Linked DNA regions of Homo sapiens: region 2 is linked to region 1. The links are chromatin loops, found by intact Hi-C in ENCODE. Cell type or tissue: CD4-positive, alpha-beta T cell. All regions are shown on one strand. Each heading gives the region's core, and the rest is flanking DNA. Links, peaks and the distances in the headings are about the cores only. Region 1 overlaps MPHOSPH6 (M-phase phosphoprotein 6). Region 2 overlaps LOC105369213 (a long non-coding RNA gene).

The links. A loop is a pair of places that touch in the nucleus more often than their neighbours do. Peaks named below come from ENCODE experiments on the same cell type or tissue, not always from the same donor. Only the 100,000 strongest peaks of a DNase experiment are listed, where the experiment ranks them.
Region 2: it touches region 1 in a loop (6-fold over the local background); 3 of 110 quality-filtered maps call a loop at or near these places.

What each region holds. Positions count from the first base shown.
Region 1 is chr16:82,157,173-82,167,274 of GRCh38, reverse strand. It overlaps MPHOSPH6 (M-phase phosphoprotein 6), which reads left to right. Exons shown (of 5, transcript NM_005792.2): 2 at 3,081-3,193. Among named protein-coding and RNA genes, the nearest start is that of MPHOSPH6, 8.0 kb to the left of the region's middle. RefSeq lists cis regulatory regions at 1,282, 1,419, 4,072, 6,475 and enhancers at 1,210-1,354, 1,347-1,491, 4,000-4,144, 6,403-6,547. In CD4-positive, alpha-beta T cell, for the core only: no CTCF peak of the experiment used is centred there; no DNase peak of the experiment used is centred there.
Region 2 is chr16:81,747,222-81,757,323 of GRCh38, reverse strand. It overlaps LOC105369213 (a long non-coding RNA gene), which reads right to left. Exons shown (of 4, transcript NR_189584.1): 3 at 1,358-1,454. It also overlaps a transcript of PLCG2 not described here. Among named protein-coding and RNA genes, the nearest start is that of PLCG2, 27 kb to the left of the region's middle. RefSeq lists enhancers at 4,042-4,649, 4,650-5,258, 8,423-8,492 and a silencer at 9,998-10,102. In CD4-positive, alpha-beta T cell, for the core only: no CTCF peak of the experiment used is centred there; a DNase peak (open chromatin) is centred at 4,913.

The sequences.
Region 1 (10,102 bases), core at 1,328-9,327:
GGAAGAAGAAAAAGAAGGATGTGGATGGAAGGTCTTCCAGTATGGAATGGTTGTAGAGGGTGCTTATTTGTGATTTTGGCACTGTTAGACTCTCAGAACAGGGCTTGGCAAACTTTCTGTAAAGGACCATATGATAAATATTTTGGTCTTATGAGCCAGACAGTCTCTGTTACAACTACTCAGCTCTGCCAGTGTTGTTCAAGACCGAATGACCATGGTTGTGTACCAGTAAAACTTTATCGACGACAACAGACATCTAGCCTGAGGACTGTATTATGCTGATGCCTGCTCTGAGTCCTCACTAGTTTTGGAATGTGTTCTGAAATGCTCTAGAGTAGGAGAATCGAACTTGTACCTAAGTCTGGAGGTGCTTGATTCATATTCACAGGGAGTTCTGTCCTTTCTATGTGTACAGAACATATGTATATGGCTGTTGTATACCAAAAGAATAGGTACATGACTAAATGGGAGAAAAAAGGGCAGTTGGGCAGTATTGATGAGTTTTACCACGAGGAATATTAGTGATGAAATGAGGCATCTGCATTTAAAGAAAACCATCCCAGAAAGAGAATCTGGAAAAATAAGATAGGTCTAGGTTCATTTCCATTCAGAGAACTTTCACTGAGTGAGCTCTTTTGTGTACCAGGGGTGCCGCCTAAGTACCAATGATACAAGATGAACAAGAGTCATGGTCTATTCAGAATCGTAGTCCTGGGAGACACCAAAGCAGCACGATGGTGAACAATATTCCAGTGTTGATGAGGCTGTCTTGAGAATGTGCTTCTTTATAGGAGCAGACCTAGGAAGAGCCAAGCCAAATGCCAACCAGGAAGTCTTACCAAAGGACACACACTGTAGGCTTAAAAGAGTAAATATTTTGCCAGGCAGAAAATGGAAACGTGTTAAGTCGCAAAGGCAAAAGGACTGGGAAGTATAGCGTGCACATTCCAGAAACTGCAGTTCTTTCCTGGGATGAGGATGTACACACAGGTAAAATGGATGACGACTGCAAAACACTAGTCTGCAAACTTGTTTTCTTTTACTTTTTACTTAAAATAGTGATAGATTCACAGGAAGTTGCAAAAAGTGTACAGGGATATCCCGTGCGTCCTTCATGCCACCTCCCCTAGCGGCAACATTTTACAACACTAGGATATGATAAAGAGCCAGGACATTGACAGTGAGCTGACGCAGATTTCACCATTTTACACGCACTCATTTTGCGTGGACGGTTGCTGGGTCATATGGTAAGTGTATGTTTAGTTTGCTAAGAAACTGCCATGCTGTTTTCCACAGTGGCTGTACCATTTACTTTCCCACCAGCTATGTTTGAGTGATCAGTTTCTTCACATTCTCTTCAGCACTTGATGTTATCACCATCATGTGTTACTTAACACATGATTTAACAACAGGGATACGTTCTGAAACATGCATTGTTAGGTGATTTCATCATTGTGAGAGCATCATAGGGTTCATCTACGCAAACCTGGATGGTATAGCCTACCACACACTTAGGCTATATGGTACAGCCTGTTGTTCGTAGGCTGCAAACCTATACAGCATGCTACTGTACTGAATACTGTAGGCAGTTGTAACACAGTGGTGTCTGTGTATCTAAACATATCTAGATATAGAAAAGGTACAATAAAAATGCAGCATTGTAATCTTATGGGACCACTGTCATATATGGGTTCCATCGTCGACCAAACATCATTTTGCAGTGCATGACTATTTTATTCGTGAACGTTAAGGTTTTTTCATTTAACTTAGTAGTCATTGTTAAAGTGCTTATGCCTAAAAAGGCTTATGTTTGGAAAAGGTGGAATAGAAGGAGGAGAAATATGGGACCTGGGCCGGGCGCAGCGGCTCACACCTGTAATCCCAGCACTTTGGGAGGCCGAGGCGGGTGGATCACAAAGTCAGGAGTTTGAGACCAGCCTGGCCAAAGTGGTGAACCCCCGTCTCTACTAAAAACAGAAAAATTAGCTGGGTGTGGTGGCAGGCGCGTAATCTCAGCTACTCGAGAAGCTGAGGCAGGAGAACCTCTTGAACCTAGGAGGCAGAGGTTGCAGTGAGCTGAGATCGTGCCACTACACTCCAGCCTGGGCGACAGAGTGAGACTCTGTCTCAAAAAAAAAAAATAAAAAAAAAAATAAAAAAGAAATATCGGACCTGAATAAGGGAAAGAAATGGGGGATACATAGAAACCAGTGGAAGCTGAAACCTAACTGCTAGGAGGCTTCTGGGTATTTTCTGATTTTATTTTCTCCAGTGTTGATATTTTATCTTGTTGCTGTGGTTAGCCTCTTAAGTTTGTTCACTTGTTCCCTGAAGAAATACAGGTATTCATGCTAGTGAGAGACTGGCAGCAGGACTGTTATTTACTGCCATATTTTGAGTCAACTTTCTGCAGATTTGATAAGAGCAGCTCAAGAGTTTAGCAGCATTTCAGAGGAAAAATAAAAACGAAGAGCAGACTTATAGATGTACCTTTGCTTCTGCCTACATTTATCGGGCTCTTACTGTGCTTCAGTCATCATATTGGGACAGATGAAGGAGATGACCCAGACACCCAGTCCTTAAGGTCTCCAGAAAAGATAGATGCTCAGAAAGTTCAGATGTGGTGAGTCTATTGGAGGGAGCCATGGAAGCATTTAGGACAGAGGCACTGATTTTACTGGCACTCATAGAAGTCTAGTAGCTTTACCTATGTCAGACGGGCGAGGAGTTGGCCAGGTGGAAGAGGATAAGAAGGGCATTTCAACCCCAGATCAGCAGGTGCCAAAGCCAGTGGGCTCTGTGGGTGAGCACAAGACCTTCGAATGTGGTGTCTTAGCCCTTAAGTTTTCCGAAGGAAATATACATTGTGCATTTTCTCATGCCCTGACACAAGCCCTCATCGTCTAGTGTAAAGTTGGAAGGGTAGAGCTAAACCGTTTGATCACTTGCCCCAACCCTCAATCTTGAGATGGGTTCCATAGATAAATGAAGGAGAACAAGTAGAAGAAGAAAATTATTTGGGGTTTCCTCAGTTCTAAAATGGGAAAAGTTTCTGACATTGATTTTGTTTGTTTTCACAGTTTATGCAAAGGGGACTGGACTCAGAAACCAAGAAACAACTAGAAGAAGAAGAAAAGAAAATCATTAGTGAAGAGCACTGGTACTTGGATTTGCCAGAGCTTAAAGAGAAAGAGTAGGTTTATTAAAATTGATACTGATGATGCTTGTGGCATTCAGAAGGAAACTCCTGGTAAATTTAACTCATCATTCCGGTGACATAAAGCCCATGAAATTGTTTCTGTTCAGTTTATTGATTTAGTAGCACAACTAAAAAATATTAAACCTATAGAAGTTGTACATGGATTTATACATTTTTACTACTCCCCCTCCCAGCCACTATTTTGTCCTTTTTTACATTGAATGAAGGAACCTAGCCCACATATCTCTGATAGTAACAGCAGACCTTTGGGGAAGCTGTAATGTTCTCTCTATCACCTTAAGTTCTAAAGATTAGGGGTGTACTTCAGGTCTCTCCAGTTTTGTTTCGGTTACAGAGTTCATTAGGTTGAGCATTTTAAGGCAGGTCAGAAGTTTTTGTTTCTTCTTTTAAATTGTTACTACTTGTAATACCATCCATTTTAGCTAACATTTACTGAATCTATAGTGTGTACCAGGAACTGGGCTAAACACTTTACATCTGTAGTTATTGAATCTTCGTAGCAAACTTAGGAACTGCCTCCTATGATTCTGTCACTTTGTAGTTGAGGAACTGAGCTTAAGGGAGGGTAACTTGCCCAGCTTCACCCAGCTAGTCAGTGCTGAAGGCTGGGGTAGACAGTTTCTGGCCCACCCCTAAGCTTGGCTGGTGCCTGATCAACAATTTTGAATGAAGGAGTGTTGGATTTATTTCATCCATTAATTTAGCTGAATCCTTCTGGAAGCTATTTTTCATTTTTCCCTGATACTTTCCTCACCTTAGTAAGCTCTGTTGTATGGTAGTTTTACTTAAACTTTGGTCAAATGACTGAAGATGCTGCTTACTGTCTTGAGGCACATTTATGTGTTTCCATTCTGTACCTGATGTTTGGGCTTTGATTTGGAATGTTATATTCCCCTGTTCATTTGGCTGACCTCTGGACATTGTTTGAAGGTTAGATACCCTTCTCTAAAGATAGAAAGTATGTCCCACCAGGAGGGATCGGGAGAAGGTACTTTTTTTCTCTGCTTCTCAGAGGAAGCAAGATGTTGGTGAGGAGGGAGAAGATAGTGCCAGGGGCAGGGTCACAGGGAGGAAGGGACCTTTGCTGCTGGAGCTATAATTTACTTTTATGCCTTAAGTAAACTTGCCAAAGTGTTCCTTCCAGTTGTTTATTAAAGAGCAGGACTGTTTCTATCTTGTTTCCAGTATTTTTCCCCTAATACAGCATATTATTCCCAGAAAATGACCTTTACATTTCTTTCTGGGAAGGTAAATAATGCCTTTTTGCCATTACTCAGCATCCTGTTTATGTATAGGTGTGTATATCAGCTCAGGATGTTGGCAGGAGAAGATGACACTCTCAGACTGAGGAGAGACTATCAAGGTGTGGGTGGGGCATAGGGGGGCCCCTCGGGGCAGTGCAGCACCTCCTAGCATGTGTAGTGGGAGTGATTACCACCTGAGCTTGCAGAGTCAACGGGTGGGTGGGGAATAGCTGCTACCGAATCTGCAGATAAGTTGTGTAGAGAGAGCACCTTACAGGAGCTGCTACCTCCATTCACGGGTACGGCCAGCCCAAGGTCATCCTAGCAAGGGAGCCAGGTACCTGGCAGCAAAGGAGCCCTTCCGTGCATTACGTTCAAGTCAGCCTCCCAGGCCAGAGAAACAGGTGAAGACGGGAAGTAGGTCTGGAGGGGTGAATGGATGACATGTCCTTGGTATACGTGTTGTATTGAGTTGTTGTTTTTAACACTCTAAATAGGGAGATCATGGAATGGATTGGTTGATTAAGCACATGGGCTCTGAAGTCAGGCAGACCTGGGTTTGATGCCCAGCTCCGCCAGTTGTTTACTTGTCACCTTGGGTGAGTTACTTAACCTGTTTTGTGTCATTTGTGTATTGGGTATGATGATAGTACCTGTCCAGTACATTCCGAGAAGTAGATGAGGTAATATATGTAAAACAGTCACCATAACACCAGGCATAAAGCACAGTGATTGTCACCATTGTGTGTATTTCCTTATATCTGAATATATGAAGTACACCCATTCCTTTCTACTCACTTATGTTTGTGTATCCTTTTTTGCTAGTGTTGTCTTAACTATTCTGTGAATTTGGAGATTGCATGTGTCTGTGCTCTGAAAGTCTCGACTTTCCCATTTTTAATGTCAGCCGTATCAGTCTGTAATTCAGTGAAGATAATTAGGGCTATTCAGTGTTAACACTGCCTCACAGGGGACACTTTTAGCCAGTGGCTAGACCATGTAGGGGAATGATGATCTAGCTGCTGTGCCTCAACTTGGAACAACTGAAGGGCATTCCTGACTCCAGAGCTCTCATATGTGGCTGAGGCCTTAGTGTAGCCACATTGCCCATTATCTTCTCCCTCTGCCCAATCCTTCTTTCTCTGTTTTCCTAGAAGGGCATCTGCTGAACAACACTGCCTGCTAAGTTTTCTGCATATATGTCTGTCTCAGAGTCTGTTTCCAGGGAACCCGATATAGTGTGAATTCCTAGGAGTGAAATTTACCAGATGAAAGATTTTGCTATCTATTGCCTTATTGTTTTTTTCCCCAAGGATATGGTCCAGAAAGAGTGTGCAAGTATAGGCAGTTTAATTCCTCCTTTGCCGTAGCAAGTTGTTTAAGAAGTATTTTTGGCTATTGTACATCTTATACTTGTGTTTTGTGGTCTGTTTGGAGTCAGAAGCTATAGGGACCTGAAACTAACAAGTTAGCCTGCCACACTTTCACTGATGCTGGTGGAAGATAGGAACCTTCTGGGTCTGAGATGTAGGGGAGGGACAATAGCCTTTCCTTCCACCCATTTGAAGTTCATTAGTTGGGGTCCCTGTAACAAAAGACAGATTAACAAAGAGAAAGGTATACACTTTTATTTCACAAAAGTTTTAGGTGACACAGGAGCCTTCATAAGAAAATGAATACCGAAGAACTGGTTGAACCTGAGTGTTTTTATGTTAGCTTTGATGAAGAGTGGAAAGTTGTGAAGAAATATGATGGGAGCAAGGGGTATGAACGAAGAGTAATAAGCCAGGAGAAACTTAGCAAGTCTTTTGTTCAGATTCCTCTCTCTGTCCCTTCTTCTGAGATAAGGATGTTGCTTTCCTCTGAGTGTAGGGAGGGCACCTCTTATGTGAGATGCTTTTATGACCTGCTTCAGGGGACAGTCAGAAAATCCTACCTGCACGTCATTTTTCAGATTCCTCCAGTGTAAAATTTTCAGTATGCCAAGATGCCATATTTTGGGAGTAGTGTCTCCTGAACACCATCAGAAACAAAGGACTTACTGTACAGCAAGCAGCACAAGCATCAAGTTTGCGTCATTTCTCTTTTGTCCCCAACTCCTATGAGGGATGGCGTGAAGTGGCCCAGGTGGATGCTGTGCACCCAGTGGATTTGCATCATAGCTGAGATCTCCTGAGCTTAGAAAACTGGAACCTTGGATAACGGACCACAAGCAGACTTGCCTTCGGCCCCAAGAGAGGCATCTGTATTATGCTGGACAGTAAGCAAATCTGCCCTTCGCTTTAGAGGAAGACTGTTTTTCAAGGCTGCTCGCTATGCAGATATCCTTGCAAAGATAGTCCAGAGCAACCGGGCAGTTAGTGCCTCACTCAAAAAATGTGCAGGAATGTGAGACCCACTGAGAAGGGTTTTCTAACTGGAGTTTTGCCATGGTATTTGTGGCTTTAGGCAAGTCCAGCTTTTTCTGAGCAGTAGTTTCTCATCTGCGAAATTTATGAAATAATTTTGTGGGTGTGTTTTAGCCTGAAAATTATCCTCATTAATGAAAATTGGATAATTAAAATACAAAAAGAGGTAAGTTTTGAAATATTTCACTTGCTTGCCAACTCTGTAATTAATTTTTCTAATTCTTAAAACCATGCATGTAGATACAAAACACCTGTGCTCCTTTTTATATTAAAGATACGGTGTCAATGCAAACCCGTGGGAAAAACCTCTGAGGGGCCAGTAGTCCTGCTCTGAATCCAGTCCTGACCTCTGGAGGTTGTCTTTCTCTGGGTCCCTCCTTTGCCTTAAGTGAAAGCTTTGATGTATGGTGCTTTCCTGAGAGAGATGATTTACTTTGGAATTGAGGAGGTCTCATCAGCTGCTCCCTCTATAAGGAATAAGATTGGGCAATTGAGAGGGAATCCCAAGTTCATAGAAAAAGCTGAACAGCAAGTTCTGTGCCCAAATTTAGATTCCCTCAGGGAGAGGCGGTTCTGAAGTAAGTGAGTTTCTAGCCAGACTAGAGGGCCAGTGAGAGAGGAACCAAAATCACAGTGGTTCTCAGAGTTTTGGAACTCAGAAGCTATTTGCATTTATAAAAATTATTTAGAACTCCTAGGCCGGGCACGGTGGCTCACACCTGTAATCCCAGCACTTTGGGAGGCCGAGGCAGGCGGATCACGACGTCAGGAGATCGAGACCATCATGGTTAACATGGTGAAACCCCGTCTCTACTAAAAATACAAAAAAAATTAGCCAGGCATGATGGCGTGTGCCTGTAGTCCCAGCTTCTCAGGAGGCTGAGGCAGGAGAATCACTGGAATCCAGGAGGCGGAGGTTGCATTGAGCCGAGATTGCGCTACTGCACTCCAGCCTGGGCAACAGAATGAGACTCCATCTCAAAAAAAAAAATTTATTTAGAACACCTAAAGAGTGTTTTGTGTGATTTATATTTGTTAATATTTACTATGTAAGAAATTTTAAAAATTATTTAAATAACAAATTCATTACCTAACACATTTTTAATGACAAATAACTTTTTCAAGACAAAAAATTTAACGAGAAGAGTGGCACTGTTTTCTGTTTTTGCAAATCTCTTTAACATTGTGGCATAATAGAAGACAGCTAGACTCTGAACGCCTGCAGTCAGCCTGTTAAAGCATGTTGTATTGGTTGAAGTATATAAAGAAAATCCCCCTCACACAGGTGATACAGTTGAAAAGAGAGGAGTATCTCAATGGCCTTTTCAGATAATTCTTTGGTACAACTCCAAAACTCAGTCAGTAGTAGTTTCTTCAGAGTAAATTGCAACGTGGAATCTGAAAACACCAGTGAATTTTTCATGTCTTGGTCTGTCTTGTATTCCAAATAGATCTTTTACCTGTATATGATTTCTTAACATCCTGCATCTGTCATTTGGAAAATGAGTTGTATAGATTTTCCCAGTGTTAACTCATCTTGTTATACAATATCAAAAATCACATTCATTAGTATCACCGTGGGTTTCAACAGAAAAGTCTTTTAAGTGTTGGGAAGCTATCAAGCCCAAGATGACAGATAAAAGCTATTCGGAATTCTAACTTTTGCTTGAAAGCTTGAATTTTGTTATTGGCAGTAAATAGTGTCAGTTATTCCCCTTGAAGTGTCAGGTTCACTTTATTTATTTTCAAGAAAATGTCTGCCAAAGAACCCAAACCCGCAAAACCATAGTTACGGTGTGACATTGAAAAAAAGTGTCTAATTCATCTCTCGGTTCAGTCACACAAGTGCAGTTAGATTATTTGACTATGATGAAGTATCTTTTTTTTTTTTTTTTTTTTTTTTTGAGACGGAGTCTCGCTCTGTCACCCAGGCTGGAGTGCAGTGGCGAGATCTCCGCTCACTGCAAACTCCACCTCCCGGGTTCACACCATTCTGCTGCCTCAGCCTCCAATGTAGCTGGAACTACAGGCACCCGCCGCTATGCCCAGCCAATTTTTTTTTTTTTTTGTATTTTTTTAGTAGAGACAGGGTTTCATCGTATTAGCCAGGATGATCTCAATTTCCTGACCTCGTGATCCTCCTGCTTCGGCCTCCCAAACTGCTGGGATTACAGGTGTGAGCCACTGCGCCCGGCTAAGAAGTATCTTATATATAGAGTTTCAATTTCGTATACCGAATATTTTTTAAAGTAATTGAGGGCTAAGATTAACAGAAATAAATTTGTGCTGTGTCATCAAGAACATTCTAATGTGAAACTGGCATTTTTCTTTGAACTGTGAGGGCCTGGCAGTGAAGAATGTAACTACCAGGGTAGTCTGGTATCACTGCTGCTTTCACTCATGCTAAGATTCGTTTTACCCAGAGTTGCTTTTGCACAGTCTGCAAATGTCAACACAGTAAAAGATGACATCTTAATGTTATCATGCAAGTAACTCTGACCTCCTGCTACTACTCTGCATTGTCTCCATTCCAACTGCAGGGGCTTTATGTTTCTCAGGCAGGTTAGATTCCCTTCTCAGGGCCCCCACTTATGGGGACTTCAGGTGTTCTTCACCTGGGCATCCTCATATCTTGCTTCCTCACTGCCTCCTGGTCCTTGCTCAGATGTCACCCCTGACAAGAGGCCTATCCAGACCACTCTTTTAAAAGACGCCTCTCCTCTAGTCTGCCCTCAGTATCTCCCCTTAAACTGTGTGCACGTGTGGGTGTGTGGGTGGTGGTTGCATTCAGTGGAATGTACTTAAGTCTACAGCTGTATGTGTTTTGATAGTGCATGCATCTTTGTAAACCATACTCCTATCAAGGAAACATTTCCATCATCACGTAAAGATCTTCATCCCTCTTTCTAGTCAGTCTCACTCCTGCTCTGATGCAAGCACTGTTCTGATTTCTTAAACCGTAGATTAATTTTGTCTGTTCTTGAACTTCATAAAAAAGGAATTGTGCAATATGTGCTTAACTGTGTCAGCAAAATGTTTTGGATATTCATCCTTGTTTTGGAACATCAGTAATTTGTTTCTGTTGCTAAGTGGTATTTCATTTTACAGATACACCACGGTATATCTATTCATTCTTCTATTAATGGACATTAATAGAGAAGTGTTATAACACTTTCACTAAGGAAGTATGAGAGTTCAACATTTGGAGTTAGATATCTTTTTAATTTTAT
Region 2 (10,102 bases), core at 588-8,587, 410 kb after region 1:
TTTTTTTGTTTGTTTGGGGGTTTTGTGTGTTTTGTTTCCAGGGCCTAGCAGAAAATTGGAGCCCAGAAAATGGGTGGGTGGATGGATGAATGGATGAATGATTGGATAAAGAGATGATTGAATGATCGGATGGGTGGATGAGTGGGTGGATGGAATTTCCAATGTGGTCCCTCCTAGAGCTCCCTTTTTCCTTTGACTCACCCAAAAGTAAAAGAGATGCAACTATTCCAAAATGATTGTCTTTTCAAAACTCTTCATTCCAGCAGCATCTGAGCTCAGGCAAACAACCACTCACCAAGATACAGAGTCACTACACTTCCTACCACATTTCCTCTCCTTTGCCCAAAGTAGCAGCAAGTAGGAACCACTGGAATCCCATACACAATTTCTAAAAACAGGCGTAGAGGCGCGGTGTGTGTGTTCCAGGCCTGTGCCCCAGGCTGTGGGGCTCTCAAGACAGATCAGACTCGGAACAAACTGCTGAAGAAGCAGGATAAGGCAGCAAGCTCACTGAAGAGCCAGGCTGTGCAGTAGACACATCTAGGCTCAAACGCAGCTTTGTTGTTTGGGCAACTCACTGTCTCTCTGGGCTCTCAGCTCCTTATCTGTAAAACAGTGCCAATAACACCCGCCTCACGAAGTCCACGCCTCTTCAACACCAGTATTAATGAGGGGTTCACTTGGGACCTGGTACCTCTCACTTAGCTTCCTTCTTTCCCCCACCACCTCTGTGCCTGGCCTCCCCTGTCCTGAGACACTGTATGGTGTGGTCACCTTCATAAGCTCTGGTTTCAGATGACCTGGATTGAGTACAGGCTTGGCTCCTCCACTGTGTGACCTTGGGCAACATACTTAACCTCTCTCTGCCTCCGTTCCCTCATCTGTAAAATGGGGTTAATAATAATAGCTGCCGTATAAGATAGCAGTTTGTTCTGAGGATTAAAGGAGATAAATCTTACAGATCGCTGAGGTCAGTGACTGGCATATACTATGCACTCAGTGAATACTGACAATAATAGCCCGGCATAGCAGCATACTCCTACAGGAAGCCCTATCTGAAAGGCGGTAGGGGGCAGTGGCCACTTGCCAGTTGGCCTTGCAGGGGAAATGTGGCCCATCCATTGGGCCTCCCCGACGGTTCCTGGGCTTAGCAGCCCTATTTGATCTTGCGGAATAATGACAATTCTACTACCCTGCTTTATGGCCATCCTATCTGTGGCTTTGAACAGGAAGCCGTCTTTCCTCCCAGACACACTGGTGCCTTTCCTGTTCTCCATGGAAACAGGCCAGGCTCGGTGCTGCTGACTGGCCTGGAGTCAGGGTTTGGTCGAGGACAGATTGGAGGCCATGTGCTTACCTGGGGGCAGCAGGGAAAGGACCGTCTTCCAGATGGACTTCGTGGAATGTTCTTTTCCTGACGCCTGGAGCTTGAGTGAGGGGTACCCTCAGAACTTCTGCAGAGATAGTTTCAGAAGCTGATGTTAAAGGAACAGGCTGAGGCTGGGTGCAGTGGCTCACACCTGTAGTCCCAGCACTTTGGGAGGCCGAGGCAGGCGGATCACTTGAGGTCAGGAATTGGAGACTAGCCTGGCCAACATGGTAAAACCCCATCTCTACTAAAAATACAAAAATTAACTGCATGTGGTGGCGGGTGCCTGTAATCCCAGCTACTCGGGACGCTGAGGGACGAGAATCACTTGAACCCAGGAGGCAGAGGTTACAGTGAGCCAAGATCACACCACCCCACTCCAGCTTGGGCGACAGAGTGAAACTCTGTCTCAAAAAATAAGAGAAGCTGACGTTAAAGAAACAGGCTGAAGCCAGGTTTGGTGGCTCACGCTTGTAATCCCAGCACTTTGGGAGGCCGAGGTGGGCAGATCACTAGAGCTCAGAAGTTTGAGACCAGCCTGGGCAACATAGTGACACCTCATCTCTACCAAAAAAAAAAAAAAATACAAAATTAGCCAGGCATGGTGGTGCATGCCTGTAGCCCCAGCTACTTGGGAGACTGAGGCGGGAGGATCACTTGAGCCCAGGAGGTCAAGGCTGCAGTGAGCCACGATGACGGCACCGTACTCCAGCCTGGGTGACAGAGTGAGGCCTTGTCTCAAAAAATATATATATAAATAAAAATAAAAAATAAAGGAACAGGCTTGGGGTGGTTTCCCATTGTCAGCCACCTCTCAGCTCAGCTGGGCTTCTCTTCCCTGCTTGCTAAGACTGAACTCATCTTTTATCTCATCTGATGCCTACCACAATAGCAGAGGAAGTGAGGATTTCCAGACCCATTTGACAGATCAGGCAATGGGGGCTCAGAGAGGGTAAGCAATTTGCCTAAGGACACACAGCTGGTTCTTCCTCTGCCAATGTTCTCTCACTTTGCACCATTCCCTTTTTGATGACCTTTGTGGGAGTCACTGCTTCTGATCCAGAATCAGATTATTCTTTAAAATAAAAGATAATAATGATAACTAAAGTTTGAATACCTACAATGTAGCAGGCATTTCCTACACATTATTCCATTCAATCTTCATAGCATATTTTATTAAATATCCCAGAGCAGTTATTGGTGTCCCTTTTGGGGATCCCTCCCACACATACTTCAGACAGGCCTTTGACATTGCTAGGGAGACACGTGAGGTTCCCACTAGTGAGCTCTGCCATGGGGCCCCACAGTCATTCATTCACTAAAGCAAGTATTGAGCACCTACACCTTACCAGGTCCTTGACAAACTGTGAAGTGCTGTGCACTGCTTTGTGAATTTCCAAGTGGATCACCACCCAGCTTGGTACAAGGTATAGGCAAAAGGAAATGGAAAGGAGATGGGAAAGGAGGGGAATGAGGTGAGGAGGGGTGGAAATGAGGTGGTGGGGAGGAGGTGGGGAGGAGGTGGGGAGGGGTGGGGAGGAGGTGGGGAGGGGAGGGGAGGAGGTGGGGAGGGGTGGGGAGGAGGTGGGGAGGGGAGGGGAGGAGGTGGGGATGGGCGGGAAGGAGGTGACAGGGGAAGGAGGTGGGGGAGGCGAGGGAAGGAGGTGGGGAGGGGAGGGAATGAGATGGGGAGGGAAGGGAAGGAGGTGGGGATGGGTGGAGAAGGGCAGAGTTTCCCCAGGAAGCTTCTCCATCCCCTCTCAACTCAGGTGGAGGTGGAGACGGAGATGGAGATGGAGGCGGCAAACCTAGAAGTGGGTCCCTAGAACCTGTGTCACTGGGTCAACCCTGAGGGATAGTTACCAAGGAGCGAAGTCCTTTCAGGCCTGGCCTGGACTTTCCTCCTAGAATCTTCTCCCCGGGGGTGGGCCTGTGATGGCGGCCAGGCCAGGCAAGAGAAGACACAGGGCAGCGCCTCACACAGGCTCAGCCTCCACCCAAGGTGGGACCATCTAGCCCAACCATGGAGCCCTGGCTGTTGGCCCAGGGATGGGGGAGTCTCACCTCCGCAGCCACTTCCCACTCCCCAGGCCCTCTCCCAGCCCTCCAGCTGCTTCTCCTGGAGATAAAACGGCTGAGCTCCCTTCATATTTTCCCCATCCTACAGTCATGGCTGTGGCATCTGCATTAGTGGCTGTGGCATCTGTCACCTCCTGGTTCCCTCATCCCCTCCCAAAAGTCAGCACTGCTGGGTGCAGTGGCTCATGCCTGTAATCCCAGTACTTTGGGAGGCCAAGGCAGGGAGATCACTTGAGGCCAGGTCAGCCTGGCCAACATGGTGAAACCCTTCTCTACTGAAAATACAAAAATTAGCTGGGCGTGGTAATGTGCGCCTATAATCCCAGCTACTAATGAGGCTGATACAGGAGAATCGCTTGAACCTGGGAGGTGGAGGCATCAGTGAGCCAAGATACAACTACTGCACTCCAGCTTGGGCAACAGAGTGAGACTCCATCTCAAAAAAAAAAAAAATTAAATTAAATGGTCAAAATGGTAAATTTTATATTATACATATTTAACCAGAATACAAAAAAAAAAAAAAAAAAAAAAAACCTGCCAGGACTTTAACACAATGCTGAACTTGGCATAACCCACCAATGACCAATGTGGATGTTTTACCAAATTGGCTCAATGGGGCTGTGAGTGGGAAAACTAAAGCTCGTGCTGTGTGGACCTGAGCTTGGTTGCACCTGCCACAGGTGGGAAGCCAGGCTGAGGTGGCGGGGAGAGGCAGGGCCGAGGGGGTGTGGAAGGGTGCGAGGCCGGGAGCAGAGCTGAGCTGCCACTGGCCATCCTCAGCAGAAGCTGGTGGGGCACCCTGGACAGCTCAGACTGAGCCACAGGCACTAGCTAATAGTAGCTCATACCATTATTAAGCACTTGCTGTGTACCAGGAATTTCTACAGACCTTCGAAGTACCGTGGTTGGTCTCCACTACACAGATGAGGAAACTGAGGCCCAAAGGAGAAAAGCAGCCTGCCCAAAGCCCCGAGTTGACAGGTGGCAGTGCAAGGCCTGGAGCCACGTCTTTCATAGCTGTCCTCTCCCTGCTGGCAGCTCTGCCCCCAACAGCCACTCACCGGGGAGGTGCCCAGTGCTAGGCTGGAGCTTCCAGCACTGGCCCTCACTTCCCTGGGCACCCTGAGGGCCCTGGCCGTGCAAGGAGTGGGCCTCGTCTACAGTCACGTCCTTCATGGAAGTTGCTGGAAGCAGATGCAGCCCAGGCCAAGCCTCAGGGTCAGTGATTCTGTTCTGGCTGGGGAGGGGGAGCTAAGGGGACCACCTCTCCCAGCCCCTCCTTTGGGGGCTCACAGAGACCTCAGATGGAAGCTGAAGTGGACTCTTGCTCTCCTGCCCTCAGCCGAGGGGCTGAGCCACTCCGGGAGGGTTTTTGGAGGCCTGCTCCGCCCCCAGCTGCTATTAGTGCTGCCACGGCCAGCCGCCTCCACCCCAGGAAAAAGAGGAAGTGGTCAGAAGCCAGCAAGAGAGAGCCTTAAAAGAGGACGTGTCCCAACCCTCACAGTCCCCTCCCTGTCAGGCAGAGTGGAGGAGCTGGCCGGGTACTTCTCAGAGCTGGCCGGGTGCTTCTTGGAACCTTCCACCTGGGGAAGCTGGAACCTGCTTTCACCCCACAATGATATTCTAAAAACACCCTAGAATTGTGAGGGCCTCCAGGCTTCCAGCATCAGGGAACTCTGAGACGCAGTGTTGGGGAACAGTGGGAGCTCCCAGCTCAGCACCCAGCACTCAGCAGGCTCATAGTTCATACGTGATAGACGGGGCCTACATCACAGTGAAGAGTTGCAGGTTCAAATCCTAGCTCTTTTATATATATTATATACATATATTATATTTTTTTTATATTTATTTTTTGAGATAGACTCTTGCTTTGTTGGCCAGGCTGGAGTGCAGTGGCACAATCTCGGCTCACTGCAACCTCCGCCTCCCAGGCTCAAGCAAATCTCCCACCTCAGCCTCCCGAGTAGCTAAGATTACAGACGCCTGCCACCATATCCACCTAATGTTTATATTTTTAGTAGAGACAAGATTTCACCATGGTGGCCAGGCTGCTCTTGAACTCCTGACCTCAGGTGATCCACCCACCGTGACTTCCCAAAGGGCTAGGATTACAGCTGTGAGCCACTGCACCCGGACTCTTTTACATATTTATAGGGTAAAAAGTGACATTATGATCTATGAATACAACGTGGAATAATTAAAGCTAGTTAACATATCCATCACCTCAAACACTTAACTTTTTTGTGATGAGACTGTTTGAATTTACTCTCTTAGCAATTTTGAAATGTACCATACTCTATTATTAATGACATTTACCACGCCATACAATAGGTCTCAAAAAAAACCCATATTCCTCCTATCTGAGATTTTGTATGCTTTGACCACCATCTCCCCATTTCCCGTCCTCGAGCCTCTGTAACCACCATTCTACTCTCTGCTTCTATGAGTTTGACTGTTTTAGATTCCACATATAAGTGAGAACATGTGACACTTGTCTTTCTGGGCCTGGCTTATTTCACTTAGCATAATGTTCTCCATCTTTATCCATGTTGTCGCAAATGACAGAATTTCCCTGGCCATCAATCTCTAGTTCCAGGCTGGAGGCAGTGGCTCATGCCTGTAATCCCAGCACTATGGGAGGCTGAGGCAGGTGGATCACCTGAGGTCAGGAGTTTGAGACCAGCCTGGCCAACATAGTGAAACCCCATCTCTACTAAACATACTAAAATTAGCTGGGCATGGTGGAATGCACCTGTAATACCAGCTACTGAGGAGGCTGAGGCAGGAGAATCACTTAAACCCTGGAGGTGGAGGTTGTAGTGAGCCAAGATTGCACTACCGTACTCCAGTCTGGACAACAAGAGTGAAACTCTGTTTGAAAAAAAAAAAAAAAAAAAAAAAAAAGCTGGGTGCGGTGGCTCACGCCTGTAATCCCAGCACTTTGGGAGGCTGAGGTGGGTGGATCTTGAGGTCAGGAGATCGAGACCAACCTGGCTAACATGTTGAAACCCCATCTCTACTAAAAATACAAAAAATTAGCCAGGTGCAGGTGTGGTGGCAGGCGCCTGTAGTCCCAAGTACTCGGGAGGCTGAGGCAGGAGAATGGCATGAACCCGGGAGGCGGAGCTTGCAGTGAGCCGAGATCGCGCCACTGCACTCCAGCCTGGGCAAAAGAGGGAGACTCTATCTCAAAAAAAAAAAAAAAAAAAAAATCTCCAGTCCCCATTCTGCTTTTTAAATGCTGAATAGTAGTCCATTGTAAATATGTGGCACGTTTTCTTTATGCATTAATCTGTTGATGGACATTTAGGTTGATTCCATAACTCAGCTATTATGAATGATGCTGCAATGAACCTGACAGTGCAGACATCTTTCAACAAACTGATTTCAAATCTTTTGGGTAAATATCCAGAAGTGGGATTGCTGTGCTGGATTTTTTTTTTTTTTTTTTTTGAGACAGAGTCTCACTCTATCACCACCCAGGCTGGAGTGCAGTGGTGAGATCTCAGCTCACTGCAATCTTCCCCTCCCAGGTTCAAGGGATTCTTCTGTCTCAACCTCCTGAGTAGCTAGGATTACGGATGCCCGCCACCATGTCCAGCTAATTTTTGTTGTTGTTGTTGTATTTTTAGCAGAGATGGAATTTCACCATGTTGGCCAAGCTGGTCTTGAACTCCTGGCCTGAGGTGATCTGTCCGCCTTGTTCTCCCAAAGTGCTGGGATTACAGGCATGAGCCACCACACCCAGCCAAATTGCTGGATCTTATACATTGTTTTCTATGTTTGCTAAAACATAGATACCTCTATGTGTTTTTAACTTTTTTTTTTTCACAATGGGATCATATTATTCTACTGTTGTTTTTACTTAACGGTATATTGCAGATCTCTTTCTAGGTCAGCAAATCCAGCCAGCTTTCTTTTTCTCAACCATGGTACCTTGCATTCCGCCGCGTAGATGGATTACACTTAAGTGAAGCAGCTGTCCATTGAGGGACATCTCAGCTCTTTCTAGGTTTGTGTCTTTGCTTCATAAGCAATGCATCTTTGGACATGTATCCTTGAACAGTGGGGTGAGTATATCCACAGGGAAAGATAAATCATTTGCTGTGTAAATGCTGGACACATACCAAAACAATTTTGACAGAAACACCAAATTGCCCTCCAAATACTTCATTGCTTGAATTGGTAACACTCATCTATTTCTTTAAATTTATTTAATGAAGGCCAGGCACAGTGGCTCACGCCTGTCATTCCAGCAGTTTGGGAGGCCAAGGCGGATGGATCACTTGAGGTCAGGAGTTTGAGACAAGCCTGGCCAACATGGTAAAACCTCGTCTCTACTAAAAATACACATAATTAGCTGGGCTTGGTGGCAGGCGCCTGTAATCCCAGCTACTCAGGAGGCTGAGGCAGGAGAATTGCTTGAACCCAGGAGGCAGAGGTTGCCAGGAGCCAAGATCACACCACTGCACTCCGGCCTGGATGACAGAGTGAATGAGACTCCATCGCAAAAAAATAAAAAATAAAATATAATTTATTTAATGAAAAAGTTTAGTTTGTTTAAGGCATATAATTTGACAAAAATCAATCAAGTGATTTTTTAAAATCTACATCTTCAGGGATTATAGAGATGTTAAAAAGCAACCCAGATGGGTTCAGAGAACAGGATCTTTGGCTGAGTTAGCTCCTACCTTCCCAAATAAACCACCCAACCAGTAGTGTGAGAACATGTAAATCAAACCCTGGTTTGGCTGCCCGGCATCCTAGACTGCTGTTTCCTGACTGAGGGGCCCCCTTGTGAAAGTCGCAGTGGAAAGGAGCTTTAGTGAGCACCACAGCCTGGAAGTAAACCTCACCCACATCTTCCACCCTGAGCTCTCTCCTGCCACCCCCCGCCACAGGCCTCAGTGCCTGGAGAGGTCCCCTGCAGGAGGGAAGGAGCCAGGTACAGTCATAGTCAAGACTGTTTCAATCCCAGCTCTGCCAGCATCTCACCGAGCCTCTCTGAGCCTCAATTTTCCTAATCTGTCAAATGTGCCCGATAAAACCTAACTGGTTCACAGGGTTGTAATGAGGATAAGATGTGGAAACAGATATGAAAGTCACTGGCTTTCCTTCCTTCTGTTTGGGTTTACCATCAAGTCTACAAATGGGGAATAGGAGATCCGAGTCTGGGGTTTTCTGACCACAAGTGCTTTCCCAGAAACAGTCTTCTTTGAAGTTATTTTTTTGCAATTTGAATAGTTTATACAGGCACATGGCATGCCATTCAAAAGGTCTCAAGGGGTAAGTGCAAGAAGTCCCCTGTTTACCCCTAATGTCCCCTCCCCCAAACCAGTTCTCCTCTCCGAGACATCCTTAGTCACCTCTTTCTTGTGTCTCCTTTCAGACTCAGTCTTTGAGCATTTCCACAAAAATGCAGCATTCTGCATACTCTGCTCTGCACCTTTCTTTTTTCATTTTTTTTTTTTTAATTTTTTAAGTTTGAGACAAAGTCTCACTCTGTCACCCAGGCTAGAGTACAGTGGCACCATCTCGACTTACTGCAACTTCCACCTTCCAGGTTCAAGCAATTCTCATGCCTCAGCCTCCTGAGTAGCTGGGATTATACGCATGTGCCACCAAGCCCAGCTAAATTTTGTATTTTTAGTAGAGATGGAGTTTCACCATGTTGGCCAGGCTATCTCAAACTAAGGGCCTTGGCCGGGTGCGGTGGCGCAGGCTTGCAATCCCAGCACTTTGGGAGGTCGAGGTGGGCGGATCATCTGAGGTCAGGAGTTCAAGACCAGCCTGGCCAATATGGGGCCACCCTGTTTCTACTAAAAATACAAAAATTAGCTGAGTGTGCTTGCAGGTGCCTGTAATCCCAGCTACTTGGGAGGCCGAGGCAGGAGAATCACTTGAACCTGGGACGCAGAGGTTGCAGTGACCCAAGATCACGCTACTGCACTCCAGCCTGGGTGATTCCATCTCAAAAAAAAATGGAAAGAAAAAAAGTCATTCATTTAACAGTCATGTCTCTAGTCTACTGTAATCTAAAACAGTCCGCCAGTCCATATTGTCTTTTATGACACTGACATTTTTGAGTGTCCAGGCATTTTGCAAATCTCTCTTAACTTGAATTTCTGTTTCTTTCCTCATAATAGATTTAGGTTAAACATTTTTTTGCAAGAATATTATATAGATGATGTTGCACCTTATTATTTTAAATGGCTGCATGGTATTCCAGTATATGGATACATCACAATTGATGTAACTCATCCTCTATCCACAGATGTGTAGATGACTTCCAATCATTTATTTAAAAAACAATACTACCATTAATAATATTATTATTATTTCAGACAGAGTCTTCCTCTGTCGCCCAGGCTGGAGTGCAGGGGCACAATCTCACCTCACTGCAACCTCCACCTCCCGGGTTCAAGGAATTCTTGTGCCTCAGTGTCCCGTGTAGCTGGGACTACAGGCACCCACCATCACGCCAGGCTAGTTTCTGTATTTTTAGTAAAGATGGGGTTTCAACATGTTGGCCAGGCTGGTCTCAAACACCTAACCTCAAGTGATCTGCCCGCCTCAGCCTCCCAAAGTGCTGGGCTTACAGGTGTGAGCCACCGCGCCCAGTCCCATTAATATTCTTAAACTTTTGTCATTTTG